Linked DNA regions of Homo sapiens: region 1 is linked to region 2. The links are chromatin contacts, found by Hi-C or POLR2A ChIA-PET in ENCODE. All regions are on one chromosome and are shown on one strand. The core of a region is the stretch at or near the end of the contact, and the rest is flanking DNA. Distances in the headings are between cores, read along the strand shown.

Region 1 (2,700 bases), core at 195-2,694, 240 kb before region 2:
ACTGTACTGCTGTCTATGAGTGTACAGTGGCTGATTTGTCACGACCAGCCAGAAACATGCAAAGCTATACCAATTGTTCTGGAACACTGATTCTTAAACGGATGGCATCAGAAACGAAAAGAAAAAAATCCCAATCATAATAAAAAGTTTATTCACTCTAATTTCACACCAAAAGTATTTTACATAGGAATGATTTGTATAACTAATGTTATTAGTTTAGTCCTGTAGCCCATTCACAAAATGGGAGAAATAAAATTAGTTAAAATGAAAATATTAAGTTAGACGTAAAATGGGCAGAGAATCTAGCCCCTTTATATTAGCATTTTCCTACTCTCACTCCAATTACTTAACGTTAACGGACGTTTCATGTACACTTTGTTGTTTATACTACTGAATGTCATACATATCCCTGACTGTGCTGTGACATTTTAGCATCTTAAGAGTTTTCCAAACTATTAGGCTATCTGACATAGATTTCTATTGCAAAAGTAAGTATACACAACTGTGGCTCAAATTTCCACCCCAAATATATGGCATTTGGTCCTTTCTTTTTTTTAATACAATATATTCACTACCATAGTTTTAATGCAACATAATAACCAATAATTGACAAAAATAACTGATACAAATAGTTGAACTTTTTGTGCTAAAAGTTCAATTTTGATAATGTGTACACAGCCATATAGAAAACCTTCTTAATTATAATTTAAAGATAACATAATACAAGAGGTTTTACTGCTTTATGAATATACTTTAAAATATCTGTCAATTATTTACCAAATTTAAGGTATTATGTAATTCTTTATCACTGTAAATGCCCCACTCAGAAATATACCTACACAAAATGTACTAACATGGAAATAACTCTAGATGATTTACACAAAGTTAAAATACATGTCCTGGTTGTTATATTAAAGAAGTATAATTAAGCAACTCTTAATACCTATTTTATTTTGGAAATCATTAAGGTCAGTAACATGGCAATTAAAAAATTTAAATACTTTTAAACAAATCCACATATTACAAGAAAAACATTGGGTAATGATAAGTGAACTCATGAGAATCTGAAATATCAGAAAATGTTATCACATTTTCTAAATGCAGTAAGTAGCTCCCCCTCATCCTTGTACGATACATTTTAAGACGCCCAGTGGATGCCTAAAATTGTTAATAGAACTGAACCCTACATACACTGTTTTTTCTAATACATACACACCTATGATAAAGTTTACTTTACAAATTAGGCAGTAATAAATTAACAATAACTAATAATAAAACAGATCAATTAAGTAAAATAAAGGTTACTTGAACACAAGCACTGCAATACTGAGACGGTCAATCTTATCACCAAGATGGCTACTAAGTTCTGACTAACGCAGGTATCCTATACAACCTGGATACACTAGACAAAGGGATGATTCACATCCTGGGTGAGACAGAGCTGGACGGCATGAGATTTCATCACACTACTCAGAATGGAGCAAATATTAAATTCATAAATTGTTTGTTTTGGGAATTTTCCACTGCATATTTTTGGACCACAGCTGACCGTGGGTAACTAAAACCGTGAAAAGCTACACTATATTTTCTCAAATGAAGAGACCTGTTAGATGAAAACAGTGCAAATTATTAGGTAGATTAAAACTCTGTACCCATTTTGTGCAATTTTTTACTACAAAGGGGATTTAACTTAAAACGATTATGTCCTAATTGTTTAAGAAAATCTTAGTATATATTAGTTGTAATCCAAAGTAAAGTTCTTAATTTATAAAACCATATATAATTTACTTTAAGGATAGGTTTATTTTAATAATTTTAGGTTAACCTCCAACTAATTGTAATAATAAAGTTATATAACATCTTTTGTAAACATGTGTAGCCGGGCGCGGTGGCTCATGCCTATAATCCCAGCACTTTGGGAGGCTGAGGCGGGCGGATCACAAGGTCAGGAGATGGATACCATCCTGGCTAACACGGTGAAACCCCGTCTCTACTAAAAATACAAAAAATTAGCCGGGCGTAGCAGCGGGCCCCTGTAGTCGCAGCTACTCGGAGGCTGAGGCAGGAGAATGGCGTGAACCTGGGAGGCGGAGCTTGCAGTGAGCTGAGATCGCGCCACTGCACTCCAGCCTGGGCGACAGAGCAAGACTCCGTCTCAAAAAAAAAAAAAAAAAAATTTATTATAAACAAACGCACTGATAAAAATTTATATCAAGCTGTATGTAAAAGATAATACAATAAAAAGGACAAAAATGTTAAGTAAAACAATCCTACCATAAAGTTACAGTAAAAATTTTTTGTAAAAAAATTTAAGATAGGTTAGATTGCAAAGAGTGATTTTAATTTTTATGTAAAACAATAATTATTTCAGAAAAATTTGCCTAAATTAAAACGTGTGCTTGTGTAAGTTATATCATGTGATAAGAAACTACCCTCTAAGCAGAAAACAATTATTAAAGGACTCAAATATCAGATGTGGAGAAAAGTTTTTCTCCAATTCTGGACAGTTAAGGTAGCAACGAAGGTCCACAGTCAATTATGAACACAGCATTTAATAAATTATACCTACCGGGCTGGGCGCAGTGGCTCACGCCTGTAATCCCAGCACTTCAGGAAGCTGAGGTGGGTGGATCACCTGAGGTCAGGAGTTCGAGACCAGTCTGGCCAACATGACAAAACCCCACCTCTACTAAAAATACA
Region 2 (2,700 bases), core at 130-2,629:
ACAGTGGTTAATCCATACAATGGCTCTCTCTGAGAGACAGTTTACTGGTGGCAGCATTACCAAAGTCACAGGCAAATACCACTTCTGTGCCTTTTCCTGAGTCCAGATGATTGATTTTAAAATTAAGGAGTTTCTGCCATTTTCAGTGAAAGAGATTAAGGAAAAATAAAAAGTGGTATAATAATAATGACACCATGGCCAGCTAGTTCCTCTCTAGCCACTACAGGTCACATTATAATAATAGAAGTATTAATCCTTACTTATCCCACCATGAAACAAAGACACAATGGCGATCACTGTTTTAAATGGCAAATTCTACTCTGGTAAGTAAATTAGTCTGCAAGCTTTAACCAATAAGGAAACACAGAAGAGAAAAAGTCAAGAACAGATAAAATTTTAAAATATGCTTAAGGTCATGTAGATGACTGTGTCAGTGTTTAATCATCCTGCCTTTACCCTTTGACAGATAGAGACCCTCCCTCAGTCATCAGTTGGAACAGCCAAGCAACTCTTCTGCAATGTAGATCCAGGGGACAGAGTGACTCATAATCCTTCAGTGGTGATGTTACTATTAGAAGTCAGATCCAGCCACAAATATGTAACCCAGTAAGATATCCATAGGAAAATAAATTCAAGACAGACTATCCTCTATTCCAAAGTTAGTCTCTTAGAATTAGTCAGGCCTTTTTGATTTGAACTATGTTTTAGAAAAGGTTTAACTTCCTATGGAATAATTCATTTGCTGAATGATAAAGTCAGTTCGGAAGTATCTGGGGTTGCCATCTACATAGCTTGCACCCAAATAAAGAGAAATAAGCTAGAGTAAGCTTTGACCCAGGTGCCTAAATAGGTAAGTTAATACACCCAAGTTCTCAGCAGTCACCATGAAAAATAAAAAGTAAAACCCAAAGACTACTGTTTGCACAATTCTTGACCAAGCATTTAAAAGTGTACTATGAAATGCTTATTAAACACCTTGCAGACACATATTAACATTCCTATTAAAATTAACCTGATCTTGGTTCAATAAACTCATGCCATGAAGAAATATGACATCTGTGGAACATTTAATCTCTGTAATTGGGTCGCAAAAATACGAAATAGAGACCTAAACTCACATGGAAATATTTACTTTTATTTAAAAACAGAATTCTCAAGTGCCTCTCTGCTTTCTGATTTCATTCAAGTCAAGAATAAAAATACTGAAATGTGGCAGGATTTCTAACAGAATGAAAGCCAAGAAACACTGAAAACATAGTTTTGAGATTTCCGGTTTAGTTTCCAGGACAAAGAGATTCATTGTTGGTTTTATCATCTATGCTACGTAGATACCTGGATAAACAAAAGCTGTTGACCTCTTTGGGGTCACCTGTTGCCCCATTTTGGCTCTGATTTTGCACTGCTCTTCACAATACAGTGCTGGGATGAATCCAACCTCTCTTTACCACAATGGCTCCTAATCATTCCCAAAGGAAGAACTGGAAAATATTTGGAATTTTTCTTCTATAGTTTCACATTAGTTTATTCTCAGAGCACTTATCATCTGTGTTTTGAGCCACATGTTGGGTAAAGAAATATGTAAGAGGGATTTAATCACTTTTTCTCCCTGAAGGGTGATATTGTATTTTTGTTAGCATAGTGTTTATTTTGTTTTGCTTTGACACATGGCTTCTGTAAAAATTTCAGTCAGTCTTCCTCTTCGGATTTAAGTACTCAATTCCAGGCAATGAAGACAAACACCAAAGCATGACTTTTTAATATTGTAAATTTAGTTGCTTTTCATGATTAATCTTTTCATGGTATCATTCAGCTCATTATCTTATACATATTGTCTGTAACACAAGAGAATGTATCAATTTTGTGAATTCATGACAAAATTTATGAGTACTCAGGTTCCACTTATCACAATCACAAATGCTGTTTTCTTTTCTTGTAAACTTACTTCATTCTTATGCTCAAATGAAGGAATAAAAGCATTTGCTAGCAGCCAATATTCTAATATCAGCTTTGCATACACAATTTTGTTAAATAAGACAAAGAAAAAACTGAAAAGGGAAACAGAAGTTATTAAATTTGGTTAAGGGATTACACCTGGTTTTCTGCTGCCCTGATTTGTTTTGGACGAGAATGCATTGAACAGATGTTATTCTTTCTTTCTTTCTTGCTGGGATTTTTGTCGGTTATGTTTCGACATATTACTCTATTTATTTATTTATTTTTTGCATTCCCATAGCCACCACCCTATGTCCACTTTTAGCTACATTTCAGAACTTAGCCATAGCCTCCTAACTAGCAATATGGCAAAATAGTAGCAAACTCAGGTGACTATTCATAACAGTAGAATGAAGCTGGTAAAACTCAGAGAGGCTGGGCTTAGCTGCTAAAACCCCCTTTGTGGTCAACTTATTGCCATTTGACTTCCATCTTGGATTATTCTTGCTGAGTTGCCATATACCCATTCTTTTTCACTACCTAAACCATTGCCTCACACCATGTTCCTTCAATGATTCTGCTACTAAACTGAAAGCTCCTGGTTTTATTCCTATTAGGCATGTAGGAATGACTGTTCTTTTATCTTCGACCCTGACCTCTAACTCTGGTATTTGCTTTCTGCTTATGCTTCCTGGCTTCCTTCTACTCTGCATCCACTCAAAACAACTAGCACTTTGCAACAACAGACTTCAGCTTCCACGACAATTA

Evidence for each region. Hi-C counts contacts between places; a loop is a spot of excess contacts on that map. ChIA-PET counts read pairs that join two places held with the same protein, here RNA polymerase II (POLR2A).
Region 1: a map of PC-3 shows a loop between it and region 2 (4-fold over the local background). The contact joins two enhancer-like sites. A Hi-C loop is called at or near these places in 1 of 168 maps with a recorded cell type or tissue (PC-3). POLR2A ChIA-PET finds 5 or more read pairs at or near these places in 2 of 52 experiments (IMR-90 and activated CD4-positive, alpha-beta T cell).

What each region holds. Positions count from the first base shown.
Region 1 is chr5:53,600,480-53,603,179 of GRCh38, reverse strand. The region is part of intron 1 of NDUFS4 (NADH:ubiquinone oxidoreductase subunit S4); the gene reads right to left. Among named protein-coding and RNA genes, the nearest start is that of NDUFS4, 41 kb to the right of the region's middle. Within about 2 kb of position 1,444, at least 5 of the 41 ENCODE cell types and tissues checked have a DNase peak (open chromatin) inside an H3K27ac peak, as active enhancers do; they include PC-3, where a contact is called at or near this core.
Region 2 is chr5:53,358,855-53,361,554 of GRCh38, reverse strand. No RefSeq gene overlaps it. Among named protein-coding and RNA genes, the nearest start is that of FST, 120 kb to the left of the region's middle. Within about 2 kb of position 1,379, at least 3 of the 41 ENCODE cell types and tissues checked have a DNase peak (open chromatin) inside an H3K27ac peak, as active enhancers do; they include PC-3, where a contact is called at or near this core.